Regions from separate parts of the Homo sapiens genome. Here region 1 is linked to region 2. Evidence: chromatin contacts called from ENCODE Hi-C or POLR2A ChIA-PET data. All regions are on one chromosome and are shown on one strand. The core of a region is the stretch at or near the end of the contact, and the rest is flanking DNA. Distances in the headings are between cores, read along the strand shown.

Region 1 (6,073 bases), core at 196-2,695, 42 kb before region 2:
TTTGTCCTAAAATGGAAATGTATATGAAAACTCTGCTAGTTGGGCGTGTTTGGTGATTGATTTCCCAATCAAACATACAAGAATTCCAGGGAGAAATAGTTCGTATTTACTTCAGAAAATCAGAGAAAATTTTAGTGAGGAGGTTGCATTTGAGCTTGGCTTTGAGGTATCAACCAATTAACTAAGACCAGAGGGCATTCCAGTTGTGGCCTGTGGAAAAGCAGCATCAACATCCCCTTGTCAGGAATGCAGGATCTCAGGCCCTCACTCTGACCTGACTAAATCAGAATCTAAAGTTTAAGCAAGATCCCCAAATGATTCGTGTGCATACTAAGTGTTGAGATATCCTAGTTTAGGATATCATTCGTATTATTTGTAAATAAGGGTGAAAATGGTATCCCATTATGAGAATCCTTGATACCATGCCAAGGGATCTCGACTTTATTTGGTGGATCATAGGCAGTATCCAAAGCTTATAAGCATATAGGGACAGCCAGCCTGGACATGAATTAACTAGAGTTGGTGCAGGGCAAGGTGCCCTGATGCATTAAGCTCCTTGAACTTGAAGTCTAGAGAGAGGAAGGATGGTGGAGCAGCTAGACTGACAGGGTATCACTGGGGAGACTGGATCAGTGGCTATTTACCAGATGCTGATGTGAAAATGGAAGTGTTACTCTGGCTTCTGTGTTTCAGATAGATAGTAGTGAGGAGACAGAATCCAGGGGTGAATAGTTAAAAGGTTTTGTGATTATTGAAGACAGAGATTTAACTCTTTATTTTGGGAGGCTACAGAGAGGATGGATATAAGGATAAAGATACTTTAGAAATTGCAGAGGCAAATTGACAAAACCTGGCCTATTCAAAAAAGATACCTTGGGGTATATTAACCCTTCAGTTGCAAAATTTTAATATGATTTCTAATGGGAATAGTGTCATTTAGCTGAGCTGAATTTTCACTCAGACTTTTGGGTAATGGTAATTAATGGAGCTCAACCAATTTGAGCAATGTTGTTTTCATTTCACCTCTTGTCAGTATTGTCTGATTATGCTAAAAATGAATGATAGATGCACATTCTCCCCTCAAAACGTAATCAATTCAGTAGGGTTTCAACTTTAAAAGCATCTGAAAGGCTTATTTACTCTGCATTTGAATACACACAATGAGAGAATGAGGGCATATTGGCATTAAGTGACAGTTACAAAATTTGTGTGTAAATACAGTCAACATATCATTTTTATTGACAAAAAAAGAAAACCAACATTTATTGAGCATGTGCCAAGTTTTGGTTACTCAGTGAGTGACCTTCCATAAGTGACCTTCCTTTCATGTCCGCACCAAATCCACAAGATAGTTCTTTTCACTGTTATGCAGAAACATGAGGACAGAGACTGGCATGCGTTATTCGCTCAAGGTTTCTGGGCTCTGAGCCATGGGATTCAGACTCAGGACTGGCTGACTCTGAGGGCTGGGTTTTCTCTCTCACACTATGCTACCTCTCAAGAAAGTAAGATTCAGAACTCTTTTAATTATGGTAGGAATTACATTTTCCAGTGAAATGGCTAGAAAAAGCAGAAAGAAAAAAGGAAGAAATGTGAGAAGTCAGCCTTCTGGGGCCTCTGGTGGATGCCTTTGAGCTGTTTTTGGCTTTGCTGTCTGTTGGGGGCTGCCCTGGGACCCTTTGGAAGGGGCAATAAACATGAGTGAAGCTAAAAGCTTTGGGGAAAAAAACGAATGTTCTTTTTAGACAGGAGTTTGGTGATGTAGATTCCGGAAATTTTTGTAAGATAACAGTGGCAGGTTTTGCCCAATGATTGGGTCGATATAGAACACAAACCCTGTGTTTGTGATTTATCATTACCTATTTAGGGTTAATCATAGGATGATCAGCTCAGGGATTTTGATCTTTATGAGCCTTTTAGCCTCCTCTAGGCTTGCACTATGCCCTCTGTGATAAAGTCAATGGAAGCCATTTATTGAGTGCTTACTATGGGCAACTCTCATGCTGCGTGCTTCGTATTCATATGATTCCTTCTATCCCTTACAATTATCTATGGGGTAGCTATTTTTATCCCCACTTGCAAGCAAGAGCATTGAAGCTTAGAGAAATGAGATAATTTGCTTAAGCTAGGAAGTGTAAAACTATGGTTTGTCGTCAGGTCTATCTGCTGATCACAAAAGCAGCTTCTAAGAACCATTATGCTATACTGCCTGTATTAATCTGTTCTTGCACTGCTATAAAGAAATGCCTGAGATGGGGTAATTTATAAAGAAAAGAGGTTTAATAGGCTCATGGTTCTGCAGGCTGTACAGGAAGCATGGCAGCATCAGCTTCAGGGGAGGCCGCAGGGAACTTACAATCATGGCAGAAGGCGAAGGGAAAGTAGGCCCATTATGGCCAGAGCAGGAGCAAGGTGGGTGGGAGGTGCTACACACTTTTAAACAACCAGATCTTGTGAGAACTCACTCACCATGATGAGAACAGCACTGAGAGGATGGTGCTAAACCATTCATGAAGTATCCACCCCCATGATCCAATCACCTCCCATCAGGCCCCATCTCCAACACTGAGGATTACAATTGAACATGAGATTTGGGTGGGGACACAGATCCAAAGCATATCACTGCCTTTTATAAGTCTGGTTTTTTTCCCAAGCATTTGTTGACTTTGCTGACTTTCTCACTGAACTATGAGCTACTTGAGGGCAAACCTGAGCCTTATCTCTGGGACCTGAAGCCTAGGATGGTGCCTGATACATAGTAGGCACTTATAGGCACTGGAAGAAAGAAACAGAAGGAGGGTAAATGGAGGGCAAAGCTAATATTTAGTGTTTATCCTAGTCTTTTCTATATGTAAACATAAATATTTCTCTCTCTATATTTAATGTGAGAGCATCATAATATACATACTTTTTAGTAATCTGCCTTTTCCCTGAATTTATATGAGCTTCTTTCTGAGTCATTATTTTTCTAAAATTATTTTGACATAAAAATAAATATGTACAAGTATTATGTATTCATAGTAATTTAAAACTACAAAAAATTTAAAATGTGTTTCCCATTTTCCTCTCTTTCCACCAGAAAAATAAGCTGTTTATTGGGGGAAATTAAGATACATTACCTTGAGATTCTCTCATGGGGCATACTGGCTTCTGGAACTCTATTTAAAACTTAATTTTCAGAAAAAAATAGCCATCCTCAATGTAGGACTAGATAGAATTGTAAGGGCAAATACTGGTAAGATTATTTCCAAGTTTAATTTTATCTCATCCTAGAGCCACAATATTTTATGAAATGAAGCTAAAAGCCCTAAAACAGCACAAAAGGAAACCTTCATGCTCTTAATAAATTTTATCAATACTCCAGATTTTTATGTTTTAAAACAATAAACCAGTTTACCACCAACAAACTACATATTTAGTTACTCAAAAGTGTGGTTAGTGTTCAGTATATGTTGAATGTTGATTGGATTTGGTAGTTCAATCCCTTTTAACCTCATTTTCAACAACTCAACATTTTTCCCTCAGGGCTTAGTGAGGGGTCAGGAATGTGATCCAGGGTCTTGGATCCAAGAACTTAATCCCCAGAGTGTGCTGTGTTTGGAGAATCCAGGTGATGTCTTGTGAAACCTGCACAGACCTGGGCACTTTGTTTCTTTGGTTTTGAACCAGCCTAAAAGGTTGCTGCCAATGGCAGAGACGAGACTTGTGTGAAGCCACCTAGAGGGAGGGAGGATCTGCTGAGAGGGACACTAGCTTGTTTCTATTTACCTTGTGCAGGTCCTGCCCATCCTTCCCCTCTAGAAGCTGACTTGTATCTTCCCATCCTAACTAGCTGAGCTCCTTCTGCTTTCCCGCAGAAGCATAAGCTGGCTACAGTCTCCACAGGAGTGTTGACACATTTTGGTTCCATGGTCAGAGTTCTAAGTCTCGAGAGCTGCAGGGATACCGTGTCTCCAGCTGATTGCACAGCAAGTGCAAAAACATACATCAGCATGACTAGACCCTGTCCGTGGGTCTGGAGTCAGAGATTCAGGAATCTAGTTATATAATCTTGCAAAGCCTCAGATTGTAAATAAGGATAATAAATATATTTCATAGAGTAGCTGGGAGAATTAAATTAGGAAATATGTGTAAAGTACGTAATATATCAGCCATGTGACTAAGGTCTTACACTTTTACTGAATCACCACATATGTATTAAGCACTGGCTTTGTGCCAAGCCCTGAGGTGCCAATGGCAAGATAAATAGACATGATTCCTTTCTACCAGGAGATTATATTTCGGTAAACTCAATACGTGTTTGTAGTTTTTTACTATTATTATACCGTTTATCAGTTATCTATTGCTATGTAAGCCTTAAAACTTACAGGCTTGAAACAAACCTTCTTATCTTTGTTTCTATAGGCCAGGAACTTGGGAGCCATTTAAGCTGGTTGGTTCTTGCTCAGGGCCACTCAAGCTGATGGCTGGAGTTGCAGAGTCATCTGAAGGCTGGACTGAGGCTGAAAGATCTGCTTCCAAGATGGTGCCCTCACATAGCTGCTGGCTGGAAGCCTTAGCCCTTCACCATAAAGCCCTCTCTGTAAGGGTACCTGAGTCACCTCATAAGGCAGCTGGCTTTCCCCAGAGTAAGTGTTCCACACAGAGAGCCACATCTTGTCACTTCCAGGGTATTCCGTTTGTTAGAAGTGTTGCAAAGGGTGATATGTGAGTATCAGATCTGTAAACAGAGCATATAGGGATCACAAAGATGGCCTTATCTTATGTTTCTTCTGCTGTAAAGAGTCCAAATTAATGAAAGACTTATTTTCTAGAATGTTCCTGGTTTCCCTTCCATTTCTGCTTCTTTTAAGATCTGTGTGAAGAGCTTTGTCCTTTCCAAAATAGAGGGAACTGAAATTGAGGTTCTTTTCCTTTTTAATCTATAAGAAAAGTTCTTTAGTTCAAAACCTTATTAATAATCATAAAACCTGAATAGTCTGTTCAGTCACCATAAGTGAGCACAATACTTCTGGTTTTCCTAGAAATGGTTGAAAATCTTGGGTGCTCAAGCCCTTTTTCTTATGCCACAGTTCTTTCTCAGAGCTGATGAACATGTTTACTTCAATAAAATACATAAAACCTACCTTTGATGTGCCTCATTTTATTAATTTATTCCTTCTAGGAGGATACTTCTATATTTAAAGGTGCCTGGCATCCGTCAACAGAGAGAAAATTTTCCACACACCATTCAGAACACTTGCAATAACTTAAAATGCAGGATATCAAAAGTTAGGCATTGGTGTGTATGATTTATATGTGTTTAATCTTACTAACCACCACATTGGGTGAGTAGGCTCCTTAAATCTGTTGGTTTATAGACAAAGGAAGGCAAACTCATCTGTTTCTCCTGTAACTGTGTTTTAAGAATGACTGAGAACTAGTGCAAGATTTCCACTGGCAAAGCATTTTAGAAGCCACACTGGACCCCTTGTGGATTTTCACTTCATATTTTTCACTGTATGCTATTTACCCTATTGTTAATGATCTGCGGTTAGGTCAACACCCTCAAGAAGAAAAAGCCTAAGACACTGTCCTCTTTCTTCTGTTTCCTTCCCTCTCCGTTAGATTGGTGTTTAATTGATGTCATTTTCACTGGCAAAATAAAGAAGACAATTTGTATCTAATTTGGTAGCTCAATGTTTTCCTGCTTATAACTTTTCAGTGGGGTTCCATTGCTCTTAGGAGGAAGGTGAAATTCCTCACTTTGGCACACAAGGCTCTGCATGGCCTGCCTGGTCCTGTGCCTCTCTCCATCTGCATTTTTGTATGTTGCTTCTCTTGCTGTCTTGGCATCAGTCATATTGGCCTTCGCTTGACCCCCATAGTACTCATGATCCCTCCTGCTACAGGACTTTTGCACATGCAGTTTCTGTTGTTCCCTTCGCTCATAATGTTCTTCCCTCCTATCTTCACTCGAAACTCTCAACTCAAGGCACTTCAGGGGAGCCTTGCTCAACCTTCCTGACCAGGTCAAATCCCATTGTTGGTTCCCCAAGTGCCATGTAACTCTTCTTCTTCTCCCTCTGTTTGT
Region 2 (6,747 bases), core at 794-3,293:
GTGGCTCACGCCTGTAATCCCAGCACTTTGGGAGGCTGAGGCGGGCGGATCACGAGGTCAGGAGATTGAGACCATCCTGGCTAACATGGTGAAATCCCGTCTCTACTAAAAATACAAAAAAAAAAAAAAAAAAAATTAGCCGGGCGTGGTGGCAGGTGCCTGTAGTCCCAGCTACTCGGGAGGCTGAGGCAGGAGAATGGCATGAACCCAGGAGGCGGAGCTTGCAGTCAGCCGAGATCGCACCACTGCACTCCAGCCTGGGCGACAGAGCCAGACTCCATCTCAAAAAAAAAAAAAAAAAAAAAAAAAAAAAAAGAACATAGATCTTCATATCTACCCAAAGGGTGAGAGTAGCAATGAAATGATATATTCTGAATTTAGACTCTGGCACAGTGCTTGGCATGGAAAGTGCACAGCCCATGTTCCCCTCCCCTTTGCTTGCTCATCCCTGCACCATTTATGATGCAGTCAAATCCAAGATTTTCTAAAAAGCTTCCATCTGCCTAAAAATACATTCTTAACCATTCTAGAATTCTGTCCCTAGAGAGACTTTTGTGCTAGATTCACAAGCAGGGGCATTATCAAGAAAAGCTGAATTTTCTAACTAGAAGGTGTTCTCCTATTGGTAGCATATTGTCAGTATTTAATTTAGTGATGTAGCTGATTGGTAACCCCCATCCCTCAATGGTGAATGTTGGGGCAGGTGGGGGTATTTAGGGGCCAAGGCAGCCTTAGGCATGGGAAAGAGGAAGGTGGTGGCTATGGGAGAGGTGGCAAAGGTTTCAGGGTGGGAGGCAGGCCTCAGGGGGTGGACACACAATGCTACTCACTTTGACTCACCCTGCATGGTACCTTGACATGATGGGCAGGAGGAGAACAGAATCTTCAGATAGATGTCAACCCTGGCAGCTGCCCAGATCAAGCTGGAGTTCCCTGAAGATCCTCAGCATGCTCTTGAGGTTGGGGGATGGTGTCAATGCTAATCATTAATAATAAAAAGCCAGAATCTTCCATGAGCTCTAGAGAGTGAGAGTCTGTAACTTTGCTTTATTTTTAACACCAAGTTTCTCCCAGCCTCACTCTCCTCTCATATATAAAGATGACCGCAAGTGCAAAAATTTGATTCCACTAAAGTGGAAGAGAGCCAGAGAATTTCTAGCTGGTTGGATTTGGGAGTTTTTCCTGTTATTGCTACAATTAAATAGATATTGGCAAATAGTGTAACCTGCAGGGAACCAAACAGAGTGTGGAAGTGCCTGGTTGGTTATAATTAGAAATATACATCATTCTCCTTTCACCGAAGTGACAGAGAGTGGTATTTAAAGGGACAGTGAGGAATGGCAGATGAACAGCCTTGACTCAGCAACAGTTAAAAGCCACCTTACAAATTACCGTACATTTTGCAAGTGTAGTTAATATTCTTTCCCCCTCATTTTTAAGAATGCATCTTAGACTGGTTGAGGTGTTTCATAGCTGAATCTAGAGGCATGTAAGCACAAGATGTTTACATTTCAACAACAAACTACCTTTGTAAGTATACGGTCTTTTCATCTGCAGGTTGTATTGTGCCTGTGTGTATTGATGAGAATGATGATTATTCAGTCACTTAGGAAAACATGAAATAAATCTATTTAAAACCCCGACATATAAAAAGTCCTGCTCATTTTCCTGGCTCTGATGAAGGCAATAGGAATGTAATTTTCTTATCTGTAAAAAACGGGGCCCAACTCCATTGTATTAGACAAACATTGATTACGCGCCAACTTAGTGCTGGGCCCCCTTACTAAGAGGGTGGGGAAGAGGGCAGAGGGCTGAGGGCTGAGAGGAAGAGGGGAGAAGAACTAGGCAGTGTAGCCTAATGGTTTAGTGCATGAACTTTGCGGTCTGATAGATTGGATTTGAAACTTCCTTCTGCTACTTCTTAACCTCGTGACCTCCAGCAAGCTACTTAACCTTGGTTTCCTTATGTGCAAAGTGAGAATAAAAACAATGCCTAGGTTTTTAGGGTAGTTGATATAAGATAATGCCAGTAACCATGAGGCAATAACGTTGGCATTGGGCCCATCTTGGCAAAAGTCCCACGTGGAGGTAAGTGTGCAAATAACACATTTCAATAGAATATAGTAAGTCATATGGTGGCACTATATTCTGTCACACGAGGGCCACTCTGAAGCTTATAATTAGGACCTAGTTTCCTGAAACTGGCATCTGGCTGAGTTCCAAAGGAAGAAGAAGAGCTCGTCAGATAAGAAGAGCATCAGAGATACTGAGGATAACTTGAGCAAAAGTGGAGAGGTATCAATCACCCTAAGGGAGCTAGGAGACAACCATTGATACTGCCCATAGCTCCTTCTGGGTGCTGTGAGGCTGACAACAGAGAACAGTGGACAGGGAACACATAGAGAGAGGCAGAGTGGGGCCAGGCAAGCAGCAAGTGATGAAGTGACACCAATCTAAGCAATTTCTCATTTGCTCATCAAGCACTCTGAAGGTCCAAAAGTTTTGATAGAGGGCAAAGCTGCACAAAAGAGACAAGAAGAAGGAGGCTTTGGCATTCTGAGTTTCCTGAGATGGAGCTGTGTTTATGATGCTCTGGGTGATCATGAATTTATACTGTCATGTGTTGGAGATTGGGACAAGTATGGCCACGGGGGTGTCTCAGCAGAGCTGTGCAGGGCCCTGACTGATGGCACTGTGTGAGAACACAAGAGGAAAGAGAAGACTATGCCCTCCTGGTCTGGAGACAGACATAGGCAGACACAGAACTGAGAGCCTGTCTTCGGTCTTCCTGGGTTGGGCAAGGGAAACTCAGCACAGCTCATCTTCCTAGGCAGCAAAGGGAGAATGGCATTGTGAATTAAGGGCAGTTTCTAGATGGTGGCTTATTCTGTGTTTGTGGACAGATAGAATGACCTTCAGGCCCAAAGACATGCTGTGTGAGGGGTCACTGGGCCAGAAAGGAGTGGATACATGACTGATCTTGAGCCTTGGTCCCCCAGTGGCTCATTAGCTGGATCGCAGCTGAGAAGAAAGGAGGCTGTAGCAGAATTATTATATCACTGATCTTAAGGTATCAGAAATTCTCAAAGGAAAGAAGCTGTAGAGGTACACATAAGGGAATACTTCATACTTTCTAGGTAAATATTTGAATGAAAAGTTACAGAAATATTAAATGATATGCATAGGCATTATAAAATCACTGAAAATAAAATAAGTTGAATGAAGAGCAATGCATGGCAGTGTCCTTTTGGTGAGGATGAGTCAAAATGGGAAAGTAAAGGAACGGTGGTATGCAGCCTTGAAGCGAGGCCCCCAGTGCACCCTGCCTTCTGGGCCTCATATCCTTGTGTAGTTCCCTCCCCATGAGTGCGGGCCAGACCTCCCTGCTTCTAATGAGTAGCATATGGCAAAAGGGAGAGGATGTCACTTCTGAGCCTAGATTATAAAAGATCATGACTTCCATCTTTCTCTCTCTCTCTCTCTCTCTGTGTGTGTTTTGCATTCTTAGTTTGCTTACTTTAATGAAGCCCACTGCCATGCTGCAGAGGCCCACGTGGCAAGGAACACAGGACAGCCTCCATCCATCAGCCACTGGGGAACTGAGGCCCCCATTCCAACAGCCCACAAGGAGCTTGAATCCTGTTAACAACCACGTGAGTGAGTTTGGAAGCAGATCCTTCCCCAGTCAGGTCTTAAGATGACTCGCCCTCGTCGACACCTTGGTTGTAGCCTGTGGGATCCTAAGCCAGAAGATCCAGCAATGTTGCACCCAGATTCCTGATTTACCAGAAGTGTGAGATAACTAATGCATACTGTTATAAGCTGCTGTGTTTGGGCTAATTGGTTGTACAGCCATAGATAACTAATACAGGAACTAACATCAACTGAGCAGTGCTCTGATGCAGCCTTTTACAGTTTATCTTATTTAGTTCCCTATTTTACTTCTGGGAAAACTGTTTGTTTAAGAATACAGGATGTTTAAGAAATTTGCCTGGGGTCAGCCAGCCAGAAAGTAGCAGACAAAGTTTCAACCAGGATCCACTGGCTCCCAATGTGTGTGCCAAGTCTATGATACCAGGTCAAAAGGAAAGAATTCCCCCAAATTAAAGCTTGTCTGGGGGAAACTCAGGAAACCCTTAGATATGGGTAAACTAAAAAGGCTACCTGCCCCCAAATACCTTTCCTGCTTCTTTTTCAATGCCCTGGGTCCCGGCTTTGGGTTAAAGACTCAGACGGCTGACTGCATGCAAATGCACCACCTCATCTTCCCCTTGGTAGGACGCAGGTCCCCAAGGAGATGGTAAGCAGGGGAGCTCTGAATGGGGCAAGGGTGGGAAGGGAGCACAGGCAATGTGAAGCACTGGCTTAAAGGCCAGGCACAGGTGGGGTGTCAAGGTCAGGGGAGAGGATCTTCGGGCAGGGCAGGGCAGTTTTGAAGATATCGGGCACTTCTAGGGCAGAGTGGGTGGTGTGCTTGGGTGCTTTCTTACTTGGAGGAGTAAGGAGGCAGCTGAAAGGAATTGGGGGACAGGGAACCAGGGACAAACTCTGTCCCTATTTAACCTCTGGTCGGCACTCTGAAAACAAAAAGATGTGAAGGTTTTCTCTGTGAGACTAAAGCAGTCTCCGCTTGTCTATGATTTCGCTTTTCAAGGTTTCAGTTTCCCAGGGTCAAACTTGAAATATTAAATGGAAAATTCCAGAAATAAACATTCACATAACTTTTATTACAGTATGTTGTTATAATTGTTCTATTTTATTATTGTTATCCTCTTACTGTACCTAATTTATAAATGAAACATTATAGGTATGTATATATAGGAAGAAAGATTAATATACATATACATACACACACACACACACACACACACACACACACACACACACACACACAGATGGTTCTGTACTAACTTTGGTTTCTGGCATCCACTGGGGGTCTTGTGATATATCCCCCATGGATAAGGAAAGTCCTCCTGAAATGCCATTGTCAAGTCTAAGGACTCACTCATCCATATATTGTGTAGGAATTACACACAGGATCTAAATATTCAAAGGGATCCTGCCCTCAAAAGAAACAAGATTTCCAACGGGGATTTTCATTTCATTGCATTCTTCTCTGCATTGATTCTGGAGTCCCAGGTAAAACAAAGCAGGTAGAAAGCAAAGAAAGGCTGCTTAAGGGCATGCTAGGGTGCTGTTGGGGGCACAAGCTGCTAGCTGCAAAGATCTACCATTTAATTTAGTCTCAGGCTGGTGCAAGGATTAACTCTAAAAAACCCGTGCAGCCTCAAACTGAACCTGCCAGTAAAGGGAGCCTACAACATTTTTCGTGCTTCATTATTATAAAATATTTGACACACAGAGATATGCATAAAGAATACTAACGACAGCAATAATAAAACTATGTACCCACCACCTAGCTTTGTTAAACTGTACTATTTTTCCATATATGTATATTGTAAAACACATATGTTGTAGATTTTTATCAAGAAATAAAATAGCACAGTTAAAGCTGAAGCTCCCTTTGTAACTGCTCTAAAGCCATTTTTCACTTTGTCCCCCAAAATAACTACCGTCTTAATGTTGAGGATATCGTTCCCAGGCAGATTTTTATTTTTTAAAAAACTGTTTTAATGTTTTATTTTTTTGAGACAAGGTCTTGCTGTGTCACCCAGGCTGAAGTGCAGTGGCACAAACACAGCTGACTGCAGCCTCAACCTCCTGTGCCCAAGCGATCCTCCCACCTCCGCCCCTCAAGTAGCTGGAACTACAGGTGCACCCATGCAGATTTTTTCACTTTTACTACATAGACATGTGTCTATCAACCATATATAACTTAGTTTGCAGAGTTTTAAGCTTCATATTAAGGATGTCATGTTGTATGTAACCTTTTGTTATTTGCTTTATTTTTATTTTAAAAAATTTTGTAAATTTGTATTGAAATTTTCCACATAGGTAAATGTAGCTCTAGTTCATTCATTTTAGCTCCTTTCCATTTTGCTTACTTTCCATCTTATAAAAATTTTACACCTTTTTAGTAATTAATTCTCCTGTTGATAAGCATATAGATTTTCATTTCTTTTTTTCTCTCTTAAAAAATTCTTTTCATTTCTGCTACTACACACAATGCAATAATGACATTTTTTCTGCATGGCTCCTGGCATACATGAGTGAGTTTCTCTATGAAAAGGTAGAAGTGCTGAGTTGTAGAAGATGCATGTTTTCAGATTATGACATATTATAAAAGTGCTTTTCAAAGTTATCCCAACAATTTACACTCCTACTCACAATGGCTGGGTGTTCCCTTCATCCCTGGTTCCCCAATCTTTCTCTGCATGATGTGGTTTCCCGATGCAAGCCCCACTGTGGTTGTTTCCCTCTGGTTACTCTCTGATGGGTCAAGCTCCTACCTAACTAGCACTCAGGACTGAATGAGATGAATTTGGATATGATTCCACCCCTAAAAAGCTTGTTGGAACTCTCTCTTAAGTTTGGCAACAAATTTCTTCTGAATTTTCTCTCAATAGATAATACCTAATTGTAAGCAACCACCTCCTCTGTGGCTCACACTGTCCATCTTCTCACTGGTTCATTAAAGCACCAGTAGCCTGGGGGCTCATAAAAATAGTTCTACAAATCTGTGCCATTAATTCCTTACCTTCTTTAAAATTGAGAGCTTTCTGAAAGTCAAATGAGAGCAGTAGACACACACACACACACACACACACACACACAGTTGCATCATTT

What was found. Hi-C counts contacts between places; a loop is a spot of excess contacts on that map. ChIA-PET counts read pairs that join two places held with the same protein, here RNA polymerase II (POLR2A). Pooled maps may share reads with other maps.
Region 1: a loop to region 2 is called in a pooled map of gastrocnemius medialis, with 7 times the contacts of the local background. The contact joins two enhancer-like sites. A Hi-C loop is called at or near these places in 2 of 168 maps with a recorded cell type or tissue (heart left ventricle and sciatic nerve) and 1 of 50 pooled maps. POLR2A ChIA-PET finds 5 or more read pairs at or near these places in 1 of 52 experiments (activated naive CD4-positive, alpha-beta T cell).

The regions. Positions count from the first base shown.
Region 1 is chr15:91,819,788-91,825,860 of GRCh38, reverse strand. No RefSeq gene overlaps it. Among named protein-coding and RNA genes, the nearest start is that of SLCO3A1, 31 kb to the left of the region's middle. Within about 2 kb of position 1,445, at least 2 of the 41 ENCODE cell types and tissues checked have a DNase peak (open chromatin) inside an H3K27ac peak, as active enhancers do.
Region 2 is chr15:91,777,740-91,784,486 of GRCh38, reverse strand. No RefSeq gene overlaps it. Among named protein-coding and RNA genes, the nearest start is that of SLCO3A1, 73 kb to the left of the region's middle. Within about 2 kb of position 2,043, at least 2 of the 41 ENCODE cell types and tissues checked have a DNase peak (open chromatin) inside an H3K27ac peak, as active enhancers do.